2 separate regions of the Mus musculus genome follow, and region 2 is linked to region 1. A link is a loop called in an ENCODE intact Hi-C map of the cell type or tissue named here. Cell type or tissue: left cerebral cortex. All regions are shown on one strand. Links, peaks and the distances in the headings refer to the core of each region. The heading gives the core; the rest is flanking DNA.

The links. A loop is a pair of places that touch in the nucleus more often than their neighbours do. Peaks named below come from ENCODE experiments on the same cell type or tissue, not always from the same donor. Only the 100,000 strongest peaks of a DNase experiment are listed, where the experiment ranks them.
Region 2: it touches region 1 in a loop (5-fold over the local background); 3 of 42 quality-filtered maps call a loop at or near these places.

What each region holds. Positions count from the first base shown.
Region 1 is chr7:109,889,188-109,897,519 of GRCm38, forward strand. It overlaps Dennd5a (DENN/MADD domain containing 5A), which reads right to left. Exons shown (of 23, transcript NM_021494.1): 21 at 7,760-7,883; 22 at 7,056-7,224; 23 at 4,593-5,628. The coding sequence ends at 5,445. Among named protein-coding and RNA genes, the nearest start is that of Scube2, 28 kb to the left of the region's middle. In left cerebral cortex, for the core only: CTCF peaks have their summits at 397 (motif pointing right) and 3,575; DNase peaks (open chromatin) are centred at 3,574 and 7,148; H3K27ac peaks cover 217 bases.
Region 2 is chr7:109,748,614-109,756,945 of GRCm38, forward strand. Tmem9b (TMEM9 domain family, member B) reads right to left here and starts at 3,650. Exons shown (of 5, transcript NM_020050.1): 1 at 3,458-3,650; 2 at 1,400-1,491. The coding sequence starts at 3,565. It also overlaps the pseudogene 4930431P19Rik. In left cerebral cortex, for the core only: a CTCF peak has its summit at 4,082; DNase peaks (open chromatin) are centred at 3,661, 4,056 and 6,016; H3K4me3 peaks cover 2,619 bases; H3K27ac peaks cover 1,383 bases.

The DNA.
Region 1 (8,332 bases), core at 111-8,110:
TTTGGTCAAGGGACAGGCTGTACTGCTGGAGCAGGAGCTAGGGATCTGGCTTGAGCTATGTGCCAGGCTCAGGGGAATTAATACTGGAGTTCCGAGGCTGCTGCAATTGTCAGCCTGGGCGGCTTGAATTAAAGGTCAGACCCTATAATTAACCTTCAGGAAGCTGAGATCTTCAGGACCACAGAGGACCAGGGTGAAGTTTTCAAGGCCTGCTTACTCCACCGGAAGGAAATTTCAGAAATTGCCAGCTTCACTTTTAGGGTCAGTGAAAGGAAAGAACAGAACCGCAGTTCTTGGGACTTCTCCAAAGTCAGCCAGCCCCAAACCACGTTCCAAACAGCTGGATGATATACCAGCAGGGGGCTCGTTTGCTCACTCTACATCCAATCCAACCAAGCCATTCTCCCTGCACTACCCTACCACCCAGCTCATCCAAGACATCTGCACATCCTCTTTGACTACTTTGACCTCTACTCAGGATGCTTCCTTCCTTGAAATGTGAACCTGAGCATATCACTCTTCTCCAGGAAGCCCTCTGTGACTTCTCAGGCTCCCCCCATCTTCACAGGGTTTACTGTCCTCATTCTTTTTGTTTTTGAAGACAGGGTTTTTCTGTGTAGCCCTGGCTGTCCTGGAACTCACTCTGTAGACCAGGCTGGCCTCGAATTCAGAAATCCGCCTGCCTCTGCCTCCCACATGCTGGGATTAAAGGCGTGCACTTAAGTACACATCTTGATTGCAGCTCTGAAAAACTGGGTACTGGCTACTGCTTGCCTTTCCTGCCCAGTCACATCATTGTAATCAATATGATGTGGCCAAATGGCCACAACCTCTCTGGATGATAGCTGAGGCAAAGAAGAGTTAACACAGCTCTAATGCTAAGCCAACTGTGTCCAAACCTCTTCTTTCAGTGGAATAGATGAGAACATAAAGAGTTTTAGGCATCCAGTGGTCACCCTCTGCCAGGACATCTCCTTCAAAGTAAAAGCCATAGCAACAGGAGAAACTGTGGAAGAGCATGCACTAAGCATGCTCTAGACCCTGGGTTCAATCCTCAGCACCAAAATAAATGAAGGAAAAAAAAAAAAGGAAGCAAATTGTTTCTAGAAAGGAAGCAGCCCTGCCCTCCTTGGATTCTGGAGGACACATTGCAATCCTAGGAGCTCTCTCTGGAAACATCGAAAGCCACCAGCTTGCAGTGAAGCCTCAAATGGAAAAGGTCTCTCCAGGCGGCACAGATGGCTGGGTAATGGCCTGGCACTGGGCTCTTAAGATGTAAGAAGCCCTATGTGCTGGAACTACCAGCAAATGTGAGACATACAGCATGGACCTCTCTCTGTAAACACCAGAGAGCCAATAGGCAAGGCCCCTGGGCTCTAGAGTGAAGCTGGGCCATCTGTAGCAGAGATTTTTGAGAAATAGCTCCTGTCACATGACTAGGCCCTCCTTTTGATTACATTCTTGATCATCAAGTGACCCAACACCAGGACTGTTATGACCTGCCAAGGTAGAAATATTACCCCAGCTTGTCTGCTGATGAACCAGGTAGAGGGCCTAAAATGGGACAGTGGCTGCATGACAGACAATTTAATGGTCATCTCGAAAGACCAGAGCCTCTCCCCAAGTTACAGAGCTGCAGGTATGCACCTGCTCAGAGCGAGGGGCACACAGGAGACTATTTCACACTCCTAGACCAGGACTTTTGAACTAGGACTATCACTTCCAGAACCCAGGAAAGAATAGGTTTGGCTGGTTTTAGACAAGAAGATCTGATAGAGGCACAAGGGGATGTGGTAGTGGTGGACACTTAAGAGTACACAGAACATGAAGGCCTTTGTTTCATACCAGAAAGCACTGTCACAAAGAAAAACCAAAACACAGAGTAGACTGGCCATCGTGGGCAAATGCACTGAGCACACGAATTGCCACTGCTGACGAAGAAGGGGGGCAACGGTACAGAGTCCCGCATACCAAAGGCCATCGCCTCTGCTGCCACCATCTGACTTCCACATACACAAGTGGCATGCACGCCCTCACACATAAACAAAATTACTTTTTAAGAATTATTTCCTATAGTGAGAATTTCACCTGCATTTATATTATGTGCACCATGTACATGCCTGGTGCCCATGGAGGTCAGAAGAGGGCATAGGACCCCATGGAACTGGTTGTGAACCACCCTGTGGGTGCTGGAAACTGAACCTGGGTCCTTTGTCAGAACGAGTGCTCTTAACTGCTAAGCCATCTCTCCAGACCTAATTATTTTTAAATTGAAAAAAAAAAAAAAGAAAAAAAAGTAAATCTAGCAGCAGTTGGCAGGGAAGCCACTGGACTGTAGCGGGAAGGGAGCATGGATTTGGGGCTGGCAAAGGTCTCAATCTGAGTGTTAACTACAAGGTGCCCACGTTCTAGTGCTTCACTGAGTTCATCTGCTTGCTTGCTTGCTTGCTTGCTTACCCAGAAATCTTGGTGTCGGAAGCTTGGGATGAGAGCAGGTGCAGATGCTAAGGCAGGCAGGATGGTGAGCTGGGCAAAGAGAATCCAGCTTGCTCAGAGCTGCTACAGAGGCCTGAGCAAGCCCCATGCAGGACACAGCTGACTCCAGGGTCCTTGAGATCTTGAGCTCCTGGATGTGGCTGCTCTCTTACTTCATTCCTCATTCCAACGATGATTAAAAACACAACAAAAAGGGACACTCGCAGCTGAAAAGCCCTAATTTAAGAAACATGTCCACACTCACCTTCTCAGGAACACTCTCTGCTCAGGGCTGACCCAAGCTCCCTCACTAAATTGCACAGCTGACATCTGGCTGCTGTACATCTGGTCTTGCAGAACCACAGCGGTGGCCAGCTGTCTGAAGTTAAGCCTGTCCCACATTCATCCCACAGACAGGACGAGAGCTGGCTCAGGTTATTAGCTCCTAAGAACTGTGATGGTTAGTTTTAACTGTGAACTTGACACAACCTAGCATCACCTGGGAAGACAGTCTGTGAGGGGATCTATAATGCGGTTGACCTGTGAAGGGTTTTCTTATTTCAGTTGAGGTTAAAGACTCACCCAGAATATAGGTGGCTCCATCTCATGGGCTGGATCCTATACTGAATGAAAAGGAGTGAGCTCATTACTGGCATGCACTAATTCACTCATTCATTCATTCATTCTCATTACCGTGGATGTGAATTACTTCAAGCTCTTGTGGCCTTAACTTCTCCACAGTAACTACAACTGAACTGAATAAACCTTTCCCCCTAAACTGCTTTTGTCAGTTATTTTTATCACAGCAATGACGACTAAAACCGTATTTCCTGGGAATTCAACTTTTCCAGGCCTTGGTTTCCTCCCAGCCCTGGGGAAATCTCCATTTGCTTTGCAGAGTGTAAAACCCTGGTGTTAGGTGTGCCCAGGCTTAAGCTCACGACATACAGCTGAACATCATGCTAGCCTTTCTAGGGGACCAAAAATTCTCCTTCTGTACTCCAGAGACACAGCCCAACCTCTTCTCTCTTCCTCTCTTCTCCCTGCAAAGGAGCTGAGGTCTCAGTCTGTAGCCCACTCACTCCCCCTGCCGGCAGGACACCACAATGTGGCTTTCCTGAAGCCTCCTCCTCATCTCTTGCAAAAACATCCTGTGCACTCACAAGCTGCTCACAGAAGACAGACATGTGCTGGGGTCCTTCCTGCCCTGTAAGTGCTCAGAGCCCAGGGATGGTCCAATATGGGGCTGGCCGAAACAACCAAGAAACTATATCTGCATTGTCTTCCAAATTCTAAGAAACTGTTGGGCCACAAGGACAATGACAGCTGCCTAGGAGGTTGGGGAAGACATCATAGCAGCTGCCTCCTAAGGTAAACAGTACACAATTTTCAGGCAAGGGGAACCAGAGAGAGCAGTTACATGCAGAGCCAGAGGAACACAAAAGAGGACAACACCGGGTTTGAGGGGTTCTACTTGTTTAAGCCACTTCTGGAACGTTCTGCCAGAGGAGCCTGATTGAAAAATTAAAATTTAGCTACGTGTGGTGGCAAATGCCTTTAATCCCAACACATGGAAGTCTCAGAAATAAAAAAAAAAAAAAAGAAAGAAAGAAAGAAAGAAAGAAAAGAAAAATTTAGCTGGTTACTAGGGTCAAGGCTTTTCCACTGTTATACCTGACAGAGCAAACCCTTCACTAGAGAAAGGGCTTCTACACCACACACACACACACACACACACACACACACACACACACACCTGCATGTGTTAACAGAGGGCAGACAGGGCCACCTGTGTTCTATGTTCCCACCCAGTCTCCTACCGTTCTCAAGAAATGGCCCAGTATCATCGATTAAGTGACAATCTTTGTAAGCTTGGCCAGCTTTCCTCCCTCTGCGGTGGGAGAACAACCTTTGCACATTCCTCCTCACTGGCTGACTGAATTAGCTTTGAAAGTCTTGGGCACCAGATAGGGAAGGTGCACGGACTTAAGTCCTCAGGGGCGTCCTAGACAGTCCAGACCCCAGCCGGCTGGGGAGAGATGCACAGTTTGGTCCTCAGGAAGGCCACACTACACCTCCACAACCCACACACCCATGAAAGCCAGTGACCAGTGAGATTTGTTTCAGGTGTTTTATTAAGTGGGCCATACTGTAGCTGGTTTCTAAGTTGCAAAACAACATAAATTGAACAGTAATAACATAGCCAGTTAGACTGACAAGCTTTCCTTCTCTTAAAGAAAAAAAGAAAAGAAAAACAAATACTTAAAACACACAATGGCAGGTTAAATAAATAAGATAGGTGAAGAAAAGACAAACCTGTTAAACATGCTCATGTTTACTCCTGTGCAACTTTGTGCCAACAGGAAACATGATTTTCTGCATGTAGCACAATGACATTGTCCTGGCATGTCTCCTTCCCAAATAATACTGACAAAAAAGGGGAAGGGGGGAAACGGATGTGGAGCTGACTTGGCAGTGCTTGATCAGAGGCACTGCTAAAAATCCCTTTGATTGGAGCATGGGATGTCCCACTCGCACACCTGTGCGTGGCCCGTGAAAGCCAGATAGCCAGAATAATGTTAATATAGAAAACATTAGTTTAAAAACGATGTGGAATGGCCTCACCGCCGTGACGGGGCGGCATGTGGAACAGCCCCACACTTGTTGCAGGCTCAGTCTGGGAGGCCACAGGCTCCCAGCGTGCGGCCATGCAAGGGAGGCACCAGCTTCAAAACAAGCAGCGCCAACCTTGCCCCTCTCTGTCTCTTTCACATGAAAGTGTGTAAAAAGCAGGTCAGCAAATAAACTCTAAAATAGATTATTTTTTTTCCAAAAATCCTCTAGTTTTCTTTTTACAGTAAGTATACATATCCTCTCTGTCCCCCACAACTTGCTTAGGTCCCTTTGGGATGAAGAGGCAGAGCTGCAGGGAGTCTTTCTGGGTCCTGCTGCTGGCTGGTGCTCAGAGGTCAGATGTCAATGCCCTTAACGAGGGAAGTGTCCAGTGTGATGTTGAATTCTTGCAGGGTCTGCAGCACTCGGATCAAGGAATTGACGAGTGTGTGGTCCTTGATCAGCGCCACGTCCTCATACATGTGCGCAGTGATGGGGCAGTCGGCCAGCAAGGCTATCCAGTGGTGCAGGAGGTGATCTCTGGTAGGGTGGGAGTGATCCAGGTAGGTCAAAGCAAGGGAAAAGAAAGACACAGGCCAAGGCCAAGTTGGGGGTGGGGGGATCCTTGAACTTAGTGAGAGGATGAAGAAGCTGTACCCCTCCCCCATAGCCCCAATTCCCTCTAAAGGAGCTTGCTTTCCACCACTCAGCCCTGGGAATAACCCAACACAATTATCCCTGTCACCTGCCTCTCTTTCTCCACCTCCTTCATCTCCCTAGACAACCTAGCACACACCAGTTACTAGGCAGACGTGAGCACTCCTCCCGCCATCAAACAGAGGTCCAAAACATTTCTTTTCTCCACAGCTAACATCACACACTAACATCACCAGAAGTACTAAAACATGTGACACTTCCCATCTGCCAGCTGTTGCAAGAGGTTTAGTTTTCATGACAGCACCACCTATATGCAATGCCACCAAACGGCACAAAATGTTGGACCCTCTGGAACTTTTGTTAGTAGCCATGTGGGTGCTGTAAACCCAACCTGTGTCCTCTGCAAGAGGAAAGGGTCATCTTAACCGTTGAGCCATCTCTCTCCAGCATCTTACTTACTTTTGTGTTGTTGAGATGGAGTTCTTACTGTGTTGCTCATGATGGGCCTTGTATTTCTAGGTTCAAGCAATCCTCCTGCCTTAGCTCCCCAGTAGCTGGGGGCACAGCCACATAGTACTCAGCTCAGAGTCTGTATTAACTGTCACACCAACTCTCCTGCACACGGCCTGAATACCATGCCTCTAGTCTATGTGGCCTTCCCACTCTCTCAGTGCTGTCCACTCCGATGCATATTACCCATGATGTCAGCTCCACATTATCTCAGCCTTCTCATTAAACAATGCAGCCCTAATACAGAAGGAATTTTCTCCATCCCAGGTCTTGTAGCCCCCGCTTCCTTCTAAACGTGCTCCCTATCACTGACCCATCATTCTGCATGCCATTTCCTTCCACTAAAGCCTCACTGAAACACCTCCTCTTCCCGGAAGCTTTCTCGGGGCTCTCTCCTCTCTAGGGTTTTCGCACATCCTATGAGGGGTAGTTTGATAATGTTTGACACATTTTACTTTTAAACATGACCAGCAAACTTCCCAGCTCAGCTTTCTTTCCTACCACTTTCCATAAGGCCCCTGAAATTCAATTGTTTACTGAAAAAATAACTATACATATTTACTTCCAATGTCCCCAACAGGGTGGTTTTGAACCTTCCCATCAAGATGTGGCCTCCATCTTCCTTAATCATACACATTCTACTTCCCAGGTCCCACAAACACACAAGATACATAAGAAAAATCAATGGCATAAAGGGGCCCTCCAAGGCAGGGCCATGGCCAGTGCCCACCCTGCAGGACAGTGCCCACCCTATTGCAGCATCTGAATATTGGCTGCTGCACACTCTGGCCCTGTAGTACCTGGCTCCCAGGCACACCAGCATCTGAAATTTGCCGTCCTTGCCAATGTTCCGGGGCGTGTTGTTGACTGCAGTGACAAAGCGGCAGAAATTGCGGGCCCGTGTGTGCCAGTTTTCTTCTGGAACTACGTCATTCTGCTCTAACGTCTCATAATAGGTTTGTGCTTTCTCTGTGAAGAGAAGAAAAGCTGTGACAATGGCTCCTCAAACTCTGCCCTGCAGGCCAGGGGCTGTGGACTCTCCAAGCCCACACAAGCAACTTCAGGAGACCAAAGCAAGTTTTAGATTTTATTTATGTAGCCCTTAGCATGAGCATGCTCTTTTCCACTTGTCTGAAAGGACAAGAAAACTCTGAGGACTGTCTCCTGCATAAAAATTCTCCACACAGGGTTTGGGATCCAATACTCTCAACTGTTGTTTTGGTTCTATAGGAATAGAGGGTGAGGAATTGGGGCTAAGCCTATTCTAGATGAGAGATGCTCAGAAACTCTTTTGGTCCAAGTTTTCAGAGCTAAGGGGTCATACCCATGAGCATGGGGTTGGTGTGCTCTCCCATTATTCCCTACAAAAAAATCTGGGCAAACAAATAGCAGACCTAACTAAGGGCTGCCTGATTTGGCTTCTACAGCTAACCCATATGACATGGAATATAAAGACCTCCATATCAACATACTTTTCCTACTCTTCAAACCTAGACCAGCTCACCCAGGAAATCCCAAATGAAGACATTTTTGAAGAGCCGGGGTGATTTAAATCCATGCTGAAAAGCTTGTTCCAGTGCTGAAACGAGACCACACTCTCCACAGAGCAACAGTGTCAGGCTGCCACGCTAGGAGAGAAAACAGGATAAATGACAGGCAGGTCTCAGCTGAGCTGCCCTACCACTACTACATCCTTAAACCAGAGCCAGGCCAGGAGGAAGCAAACCAAACAGCTCTTGTCTGTTGTCTAGCACCAACCACAATGGCTGGCATACTCTTTCAGTGAAGAACTGGTGAAAGGCATGTGATAGAATTGGAGTCACACACAGGAGACTGCCCAGGAGGGCACACAAAGCCAGTGTAGTCATCATTTGGATAGACACAAGCAAATCCAAAAAAAGACAGGAAGAGGTTGTGTTAACTGGGGGACCCCAAAGACTCTACTTAGCCGTCAATATAGAGGGCAAACAAAAGAACTGAGGCAAAGGCTCCTGAGGAAAGAGTCCATCCCATCCCCAAACAGGCAAGGCATATGCTGTTCTGGACTCTGGCTAGGCAGGGGAATATGCGCCTATAA
Region 2 (8,332 bases), core at 272-8,271, 140 kb before region 1:
CCAGCATAAAAAAGAGCTTGCATGTATTATAGAAAGTGACCTGCTGGTACAAAACCCACTAAAAATATACCCCAATTGCCTTGTAATATAAAAATGCCTTAAAATGATACACAGATGTCCACAAGATCACAAGAACACACCAAACAGCCTGAATCTAAATGCATATTTGTAGGAAGAGTAAACAACGGCACCAGAGAAAGCAAGTGAGCTCAGAGTCAATTTGGGAACTTGTGATGGAACAAATTTACTCTTGCTTTCCAATCACTGCTGCCTGTGAGCCTTGAAATCATGCACACACCAAAGTACTTATCATTTGGGGCTATTCCCATCAATCTTCCACTGTGGCCGTAACATCACAGTCCCACCTAAAGGATATCCATCCTGCTGTATAACCTGCTGCCTCCTGTTTCAGGGCACTCACAGGAAAAACTGCATTCCTAGTCCACTGGGATAAACTGAGAAGGCTTCTCCGGGTCAGCTAGTCAATCAGGACCCCAGGCGTCACAGGCCGGCCTCATTGCCTAAGGCCGGAAAGATCCAGGTCTCAGCCTAATCTGAGCTACCAGAACTACCTGACACACCCCAAAGCAGGGACTCAGACGCACAGCCTTTATTCTCCTTCATCCCTGAGTCTCTGAAACTTAAATAGAGCCTCCAATATTTGGCACTCTGTCCTCAAAACTTACAAACTGTGCCTGGGGAGTAGAGGCAAGAGGAGCAGGAGCTTGAAGCCAACAGGTATACAAAACAGTGCCAGGCTGATCTGGGCTACATAGTAAGATCTTGTCTCAAAACACAGAGCAAAAGCAAACCCCAAACCAAACAACCCCCTACTCCCATTCACAGTAGGAGCTGTAAAATTATAGACCAGGAGCTGGAGAGATGGCTTGGTTAGTTAAGTGTGCTAGCTACTGCTGCAGAGGACAGGAAGGAGTTCAGTTCCCAGCACCGGAGTTGGTCATCTTACAAGCAGCTATCACACTGGCTCCAGAGAATTCAATATCCTCTTCTGACCTCCACAGATACCCGTTGTGGACATGACCACACACAAATATTTTAAGTGATTAAAAAAATTTATACATCAGATAAAGAAGGCTCAATTTGCCTTTCACTGAAAAGAGGGAGAAAGATCCCTGACCAAAGTTTAAGAGGGCACAAGAGAGTAGCTATTGGTAGTTAGTACAATAAACTCAGTCCCATCTGAAATGAAACCTCCCCGGCCTAGAGCTTTCTGTTTAGGCTACAGTATTCCTTTAGACTTGTATCAGACACTCAGGACCCCAGTCTAAGATCTGACACTTCTGCTTAGGAACAAAATGAGACATCATAAGAACAGTCTGAGTTAACAGTAGGAGCCACGGTTTATGTAGCAGGTGATACCTTGGTCCGAGACACTTACCAATCTTTCTGAGATATATTCTTATTATAAATGTGCCCAGGATTCTCTTTATAGGGAGGGCAGATGCATTTACATCTCACATCTTCAAAATTCTGCAATAAAAGTGAAAACACTATAACTTCTTTATAGTTTATCGTCAATATTTTTTTTAAATCTACACATGTACATTTTGCTAAGTATCCCTGTCAGATATTCTAAAACCATTATAAAGATTTAGGTTTGAGAGATACAAGTTCCTAAAATCTGTAAGACACTATCTGTGCCTTATTAAACTCATTTATGAATTGCATGACAATCAATTGTGTTATTATCATCTACCTGCCACTAGAAAAGCATATCATGACAGGCAATAGGGCCTACAAAGAGATATTCGGATATGAAGGGATTGGGGAGAAGGGAATTAAAGATTATTTATAAGCAAGTCACAGGTGTAGGCTGGGGATGGGTTTAGCTCAGTGCTAACACATACGCTTAGCATGCATAAGGCCAATTCAATCTGTAACACAATAGGGTGAGGAGAGTCAGAATTCTTCTAATTTCTTCTTTTCTAACTTTTTCCTTTTGGGAGAAAGGCACTGGGCATGGATAAAAGGGGCTGAGTGAGCTATAAACAGGATGAAGATTGAGGGGCACTCAGCCAGTGCTAGAAGGGAAGTCAAAAGGGAAAGTAGTTTGAATCTTCCCATTGTCCCCCAGGAAACTTGTCTGGCAATCCATGGTTGACAAGAAAAGCAACTCCTAGCAATACGAGTTTCAGGAGGCAAAGCAAGCAGGCATTAAATGCTGCATAAATCCAAGAGATGCTTTCTCAGCAAAGGGTTGTTTATTCGAGAAGGCTGTGGCTCATTAGTCCCCACTGAGACATATCCACCACTCCTAGGTACAATGAAATGTCTGGCAGAGCTGTTGACAGGTCCTAAATGTATCAGTAACCACTGTGCCAGAGCCTGTGCTCAATGAGGAGGACTCAGAGAAGCAAAAGACACAGCTCCTGTTTCCTGGGACAAATCCTATCAAGGGGAGACGGATGTTTATATCATGATACACTACATAAAATGGTAATGTTTGACATCCATACAGAGAGTCCATACTAGAAGTATTTCAAAAGTTGGGAAACTTTTTGCTGTCCCTATTTCTGATGACACCAGAAAGACTGAAAAAAAAAAAAAAACCAAATTGCTCAAAAACACCTGCCTACCTGTGACCTATCTTTCCCAGCCCTTTATAACATTTAAAAATATTATAAAACTTTTTAAAAATGCAGTGTCACTATTTCCCACTACACCGTGGAGTCTTTCTATTTTGCCCCAAAATTAGTTAGCCCACTGGGAGGAAAGCACATGTTTTCTTGGGCCAGAACAGCTCTGGGTCACCAGAAAATATATGGGGACCAAAAGGTTTAGAAACACAGTGAGGAATAGGACACAACTTCCTGTCACCTCTCTCCTAGGCTAGTAAATTATCAGAAGAGGGGTGTGTGTGTGTGTGTGTGTGTGTGTGTGTGTTTTCCTGGAGGGGATCTTGGTGAGAGTATCAGGCTAGTGGGGTGGCCCTACAGGTCCTTCTGGGAACGGGTAGTTGCCATGAGATTCGAGCCCCCACCATGGCAAGGGAATCTGCTTATCAATGAGTTGAGAGGAGCTAGTCCCTAGTAGGGAAGACTTCGGGGAGATGAGGGTGAGGGGAGCTAGTCCCTACTAGAGAAGATTTCAGGGAGATGAGGGTTTCCCACCGTTTGGATTGGGGGCTGAGAGCTGCCCAAGTTTAAGGGTGGAAAGTTCAAAGCTCCCAGGGCTGGAAAGTTCCGGGTGTGTCCCGTCGGGGCTGGGAAGGGAAATGTCAAGAGGCAGAGGGTTATAGACCCCGCTCTGGCACTGTTTGGGGCTAAGGCTTAGGATGCTCTAGAGAGGGCCAGCCCGGGCTGTGAAGCGGGGTCGGGGGGATTTGGCTGTCGGATTGGGAGACCGGAGAGTGGGGAGCAAGTGGTCAGCCCCAGTTTCTGCCAGGCCAGAGGCAGGGGCGGAGCTCCTGTCAGGAGCCGGGCGGGGCGGGACTCACCTTGGCGGCGCCTGTCAGCTGCGCGAGCAGCAGCACCGACAGCGCCAGGCAGGACATGCTGAGCCCCGAGCCCAGCCGCAGCAGGTTTCCGCACCATAGGCTCGCCATCGCGGGAGCCAGCCGCTCCTGCGAGCCCCGAGCCCCGCGCCCGGCTCGGGATCCGGCTCGGGATCCTCCGCCCGCACTTCCGCCTGGGCCTGCGCGTCACCGTCCGCGCCGGGTCAGCTGCGAGAAAGCCTCCGCCCCGGAAACGGTTCCGGGTGCACAAGGCCCGCCACGGTCGCGGCCCCGGGGGTGCACTAAAGGCTGGGGGTCTTCCCCGGCCAGAGCTGGCGAATCCTGCACCCCAAGGGAGCAGGCCATGCGGATCTAGTCCCGCAGGCCGGGTGAACCCCATCCCCGGGAACTGCGAAGGCCGAGAGGGTGCTGTTCAGGAGACCTGACCAGAAGAGCCCGAGCGTCCTTAGATCGGAAGCCCACCCGGCGATGGAGGCTCGAGGCTCCGCACCGGGGCTTCAGTACGAACCTGCGGTCCGTGCGCCTCCAGGACACAGACTCCTGCCCGGCTCCCAACAGTAACTGTGAGCTGTCCACGCGGGTGTGGCTTCCACTAGGGGCTGACAGCCTTGGTCCAGTCTAGGACTGGGAAGTGGGCCACGGCGGCGAATCTGGGCTGGCTCAAGTCAGGCTTTGCAAGATGCGGACGCCCCTGGAGCATCCCCCGCCCAGGACTCCTGGAGGTGGAGAATCCAGGAGCCAAGCTCCTGTGAGGCAGTGCCTATTTAAAACAGTTGACCTCTCAGTCAGTTCTGGGAGCGCAGACCCTACTCCATGGGGTGTCTTTTTCTGTAGATACTTCAGGAGCACCCTGGAGAGAACATAGAGCTGCTCATTAAAATATTTTTTCCACTTAGTAGAGACTCTGGGGGTAGAGAAAGGGATGCAGCGTGCTCATCACAGCCCTTAGGGATTTGCTGAATGTCATAAGGGAAAATCACTTCCTTTCAATAAAAGGGGATTAAGTTTTATGATTTTCAATTTTTACTTATAAGACACCCCCACCCCGCCCCTTCAAGTGGTCCTTTCCTGGTTGGTGGAAATGTCTTTCTTAATTTACAGGTAGAAATTTCGCAGCGTTTTTCTGCTATGTGATTCTTGTCGATACTAGACTAGAATCTAACACAAAGTGCTATTGCATTAAATGTATTTAGCCCTTTTTTAGTCCTAAATGGCAACTAGCCCAAAGGACTAGATGCTTTCGCACCAGTTCTTGTGACAATCCTGTCACAGTGGGAATAATTGTCCTTCTAAGGGGTGTCCTACTAATCGCAGGGCTGTCAGGATAAAATTTGTTGGTGAGGTATTGTAGATCATCCTGTCACAGTGGGGATAATTGTCCTTCTAAGGGGTGTCCTACTAATCGCAGGGCTGTCAGGATAAAATTTGTTGGTGAGGTATTTAGATCTGATTGCTAAAAGCTGACTTAGTAGCCAGTTTGGATCAGTTTAGAGCTGTATGTCTGACATGTCCTTCAGATAAAGCATAGGAACCCTCCTTCAAAATTCTTTTCAGAGCCAATGCTCGTTGGATGCCTTTGATCCCAGAGGCAGGCAGATCTCTGAGACAAGGCCAGTCTGGTCTACAAAGTGAGTTCCAGGACAGGCTACATGGAGAGACCCTGTGTCACAAAAAGGAGGAGAAAGAGAAAGAGGAGGAGAAGGAAAATGAGGAAGGAGGAAGAGGAGGAGGAGGAGGAAGAAAGAAAACGAAGAAGGAGAAACAAAGAAAAAGAATTCTTTTCAGAGATTTGATGGGGGGGGGGTACAGAGATAAAGGACTGCAGCAATGCCTCAGGCTGGTGGGTTATTTTCAGTTATTTTCTTCTCTTTGTCCATGCTGTCTCAAACTAGTGGGCTCAAGAGATTCCCCTCCCTCAGGCTCCCTAATAACTGACTACAGGTATGGGCCACCAAGTCAGGCCCACCTCATCTGTTTAATGAAGAAGACCACATAACACTCAGTATGGGCAGAGCTTTAGAGCTACATGTGGCAATCAAATATTTGATTGCGAGGAATCTAAATCGAGTGTTGTATGCTGTATTTCGAGGTCAATACAAGGTAAACAAAATCTTTTTATTTTAAAATACTGATTAAAGTTGGGGCTGCAGAGCTGACTCAGCAGTTGTGAGCCCTTGCTGCTCTCGCAGAAGATTGAAGTTTGGTTTGCACCATCCACGTGGCAGCTTACAACCTTCTGTAACTCTGGTTCCAGGGGATTGGGTCCGCTCTTCTGTTTCCCAGTGGCACTGACACATATGGTACACATGTGTACATTTTTCGAAACACTCATACACGCAAAATTAAAAATTGAAATAGTGGTTAAAATTTAAATATTTTGAATGTATTGGATCATGTCTCCATGTGTGTCCTTTCTCTCAGCTTGTCTGCCTGGGACCCCCTGAGCACGAACCCTAGTCCTCCCACACAGCCCCATTTTCACTAACAAGATGAAACAATCATGAACCAGGAAAAACTTGCCAATCTGCAGGCACATGTTTGCATTGTTGGGAAAGGCACCTCCCACAGAAAGAAGGTGGTTCATAGGACAGCCACAGCCGATGATAAAAACTGCAGTTCTCCTTAAAGAAGTTAGCAACTGATAATGAAGAGGTGAACATGTTTAAAAACCAAGAAACTGATCCATTTTAGCAACTCTAAAGTTCAGGCGTCTCTGGTAGCAAACACCTTCACCATTCCAGGCCGCACTGAGATAAAACAGCTGACAGAAATGTTTCCCAGCATCCTAAACCAGCTTGGTGCAGGCAGTCTGACTAGTCTGACTAGAGACTGGCTGAAGCCGCCCAAACAGTCTAGATGGAGAAGCACCATTTGCTACTTACTAACGAGATGATAGTTCCAGATCCCTGGGGAATTTTGATGACGCCTCTAAGAACGTGGCAAGCTGAATCAAGGTGACTTCTGAAGAAGTTGACACTTGCAGAAGTTACAGGCGCTGCTATTTTATACATGGCTGCGTTTAGAAATTCTTTTGTTTATGGATCTGATAAAAATCTAGATCTCTAGCCAGGGGCGGTAACACACAGTTTTAATCCTAGCAATTGGGAATGAGAGGCAGGTGGATCTCTGTGAATTTGAGCCAGCCCAGTCTACAGGATAGCCAGGGAAACGCTGTCTCAAAACACAGACCAAAAAAAAAAAAAAAAAAATCTAGAAGTCTAATATTTTTTAAGGCCCAGCCCCCTGCACACCGCAGCTCTTTTCAGTTTTTGTTTGTTTGCTTGTTTGTTTTGTTTATATACAATTAATTCCTTGTGACAAAATAAGCTTAAGACGCCTGGGAATAAAATTTGAAATGTGCTAGTAAAATTCTTTGCAAAGTAAAAAAACAACCAAACAAACAAAAAACTTTCTCAATGTGGCTATTAGAAATTTTTTGTTCTAGAATGCACAGTGAGCAGCCATTACTGACGTGTAACTGACCATAGACTGGAGATTCAGGTTAAGATAAAAGAACAGTGATGGGGAGAAACTTCGTGTGGTGGTTTGAGTAGGGATGGCCTTCCATAGACTCTAAATGTTTGGTCCACAGGGAGTAGCACTATTAGGAGGTGTGGCCTTCTTGGAGTAGGTGTGGCCTTGGAGGAAGTGTGTCACTAGGAGAGGGCTTTGAGATCTCATATGCTCAAACTATGTACAGTGTGGCTTGTAGTCTCCTGCTGCCTTTTGGGTCAGTTCCTCCAGCACCATGTCTGCCTGCACACTGCCATGCTTCCTGCCATGATGATAATGGACTGAACTTCTGAGCCTGTAAGCCAGCCCCAGTTAAATGTTGTCCTCTTTAAGAGTTGCTGTGGTCATGGTGTCTCTTCACAGCAATAAAACCCTAACTAAGACACTGCGACAGGTAGAGAGCTAAGGGCTTGGGAGAAGTATATCTGCCAAAATGAATATAATTTCAGCTGACTTTAATAGAAGGCTTTACTTCTCTTGCTCTGCCCAGCTTATACATCTATGACTGTTTCCTGCTCCTGTAGACCCGGGATCTTTAATGCTGGAAAGCCTTCCTTTACAAGTCTACATGTCTGTGGCTTTGCAGATCTCTTTTCTAACTTACTTTATTATGGTAAAATTGTGTTTTCATATATACCTTTATGCTCCCATCCCCTTCCAAAAGCTTGTGGGTCCTATGAGCAGAGCAACCTTTATTTTAGTATCTTTGGACCTGGAGATGGAGATCCAAGCATTAATATGAGGACCAGGGAAAAAGAAAAGGGGAGGGAAAGAAATTCATTTAGTTGTCTGGGGAATAACAGGTACTTACTTTAGTCTTTGCTTGATTTCTTTCTAACCCTGAGCGATGAGGCTAAGAGGTCCAAAGTGCAAAGGGCAGACCTGGAGAACTGGGTTAGGTGAGGAGAGACTTCTGGCCAGGATCACTTTAAAGTTGTTTTGTTTCTACGCTGGCACTCACTTGAGCATCCGCCTTCCTCTCTGCCCTCCTGGCTTCCCTATGAGTAGGCTTTCCTTTTTTGTATTTCTTTTGCCATGCTAGGAATTGAGCCCAGAGCTTGCATATGCTAAGCAAGCTTTTTCCCTCTAAGTTACATCCTCAGCCCCTATTCCATTCCTCTTGATTAACAGGGCAAGGGTACTTTACCACCAGATCTGAGTTCTCATCTCTTGGTAAAACCTGAAAAATTCTCTCTGGACAACAGTTAGGAAGGCAAAGAGGAGCCATCTCCAAATTTAAAGAAGGCATAATTAGAACTTTATCATGTGCACCTATCAGTTTTCCTTTATTTAGTCCCCTTTGATATGAGGTTTTCTGTACTCTGTGAAACCACATAAGTGTGC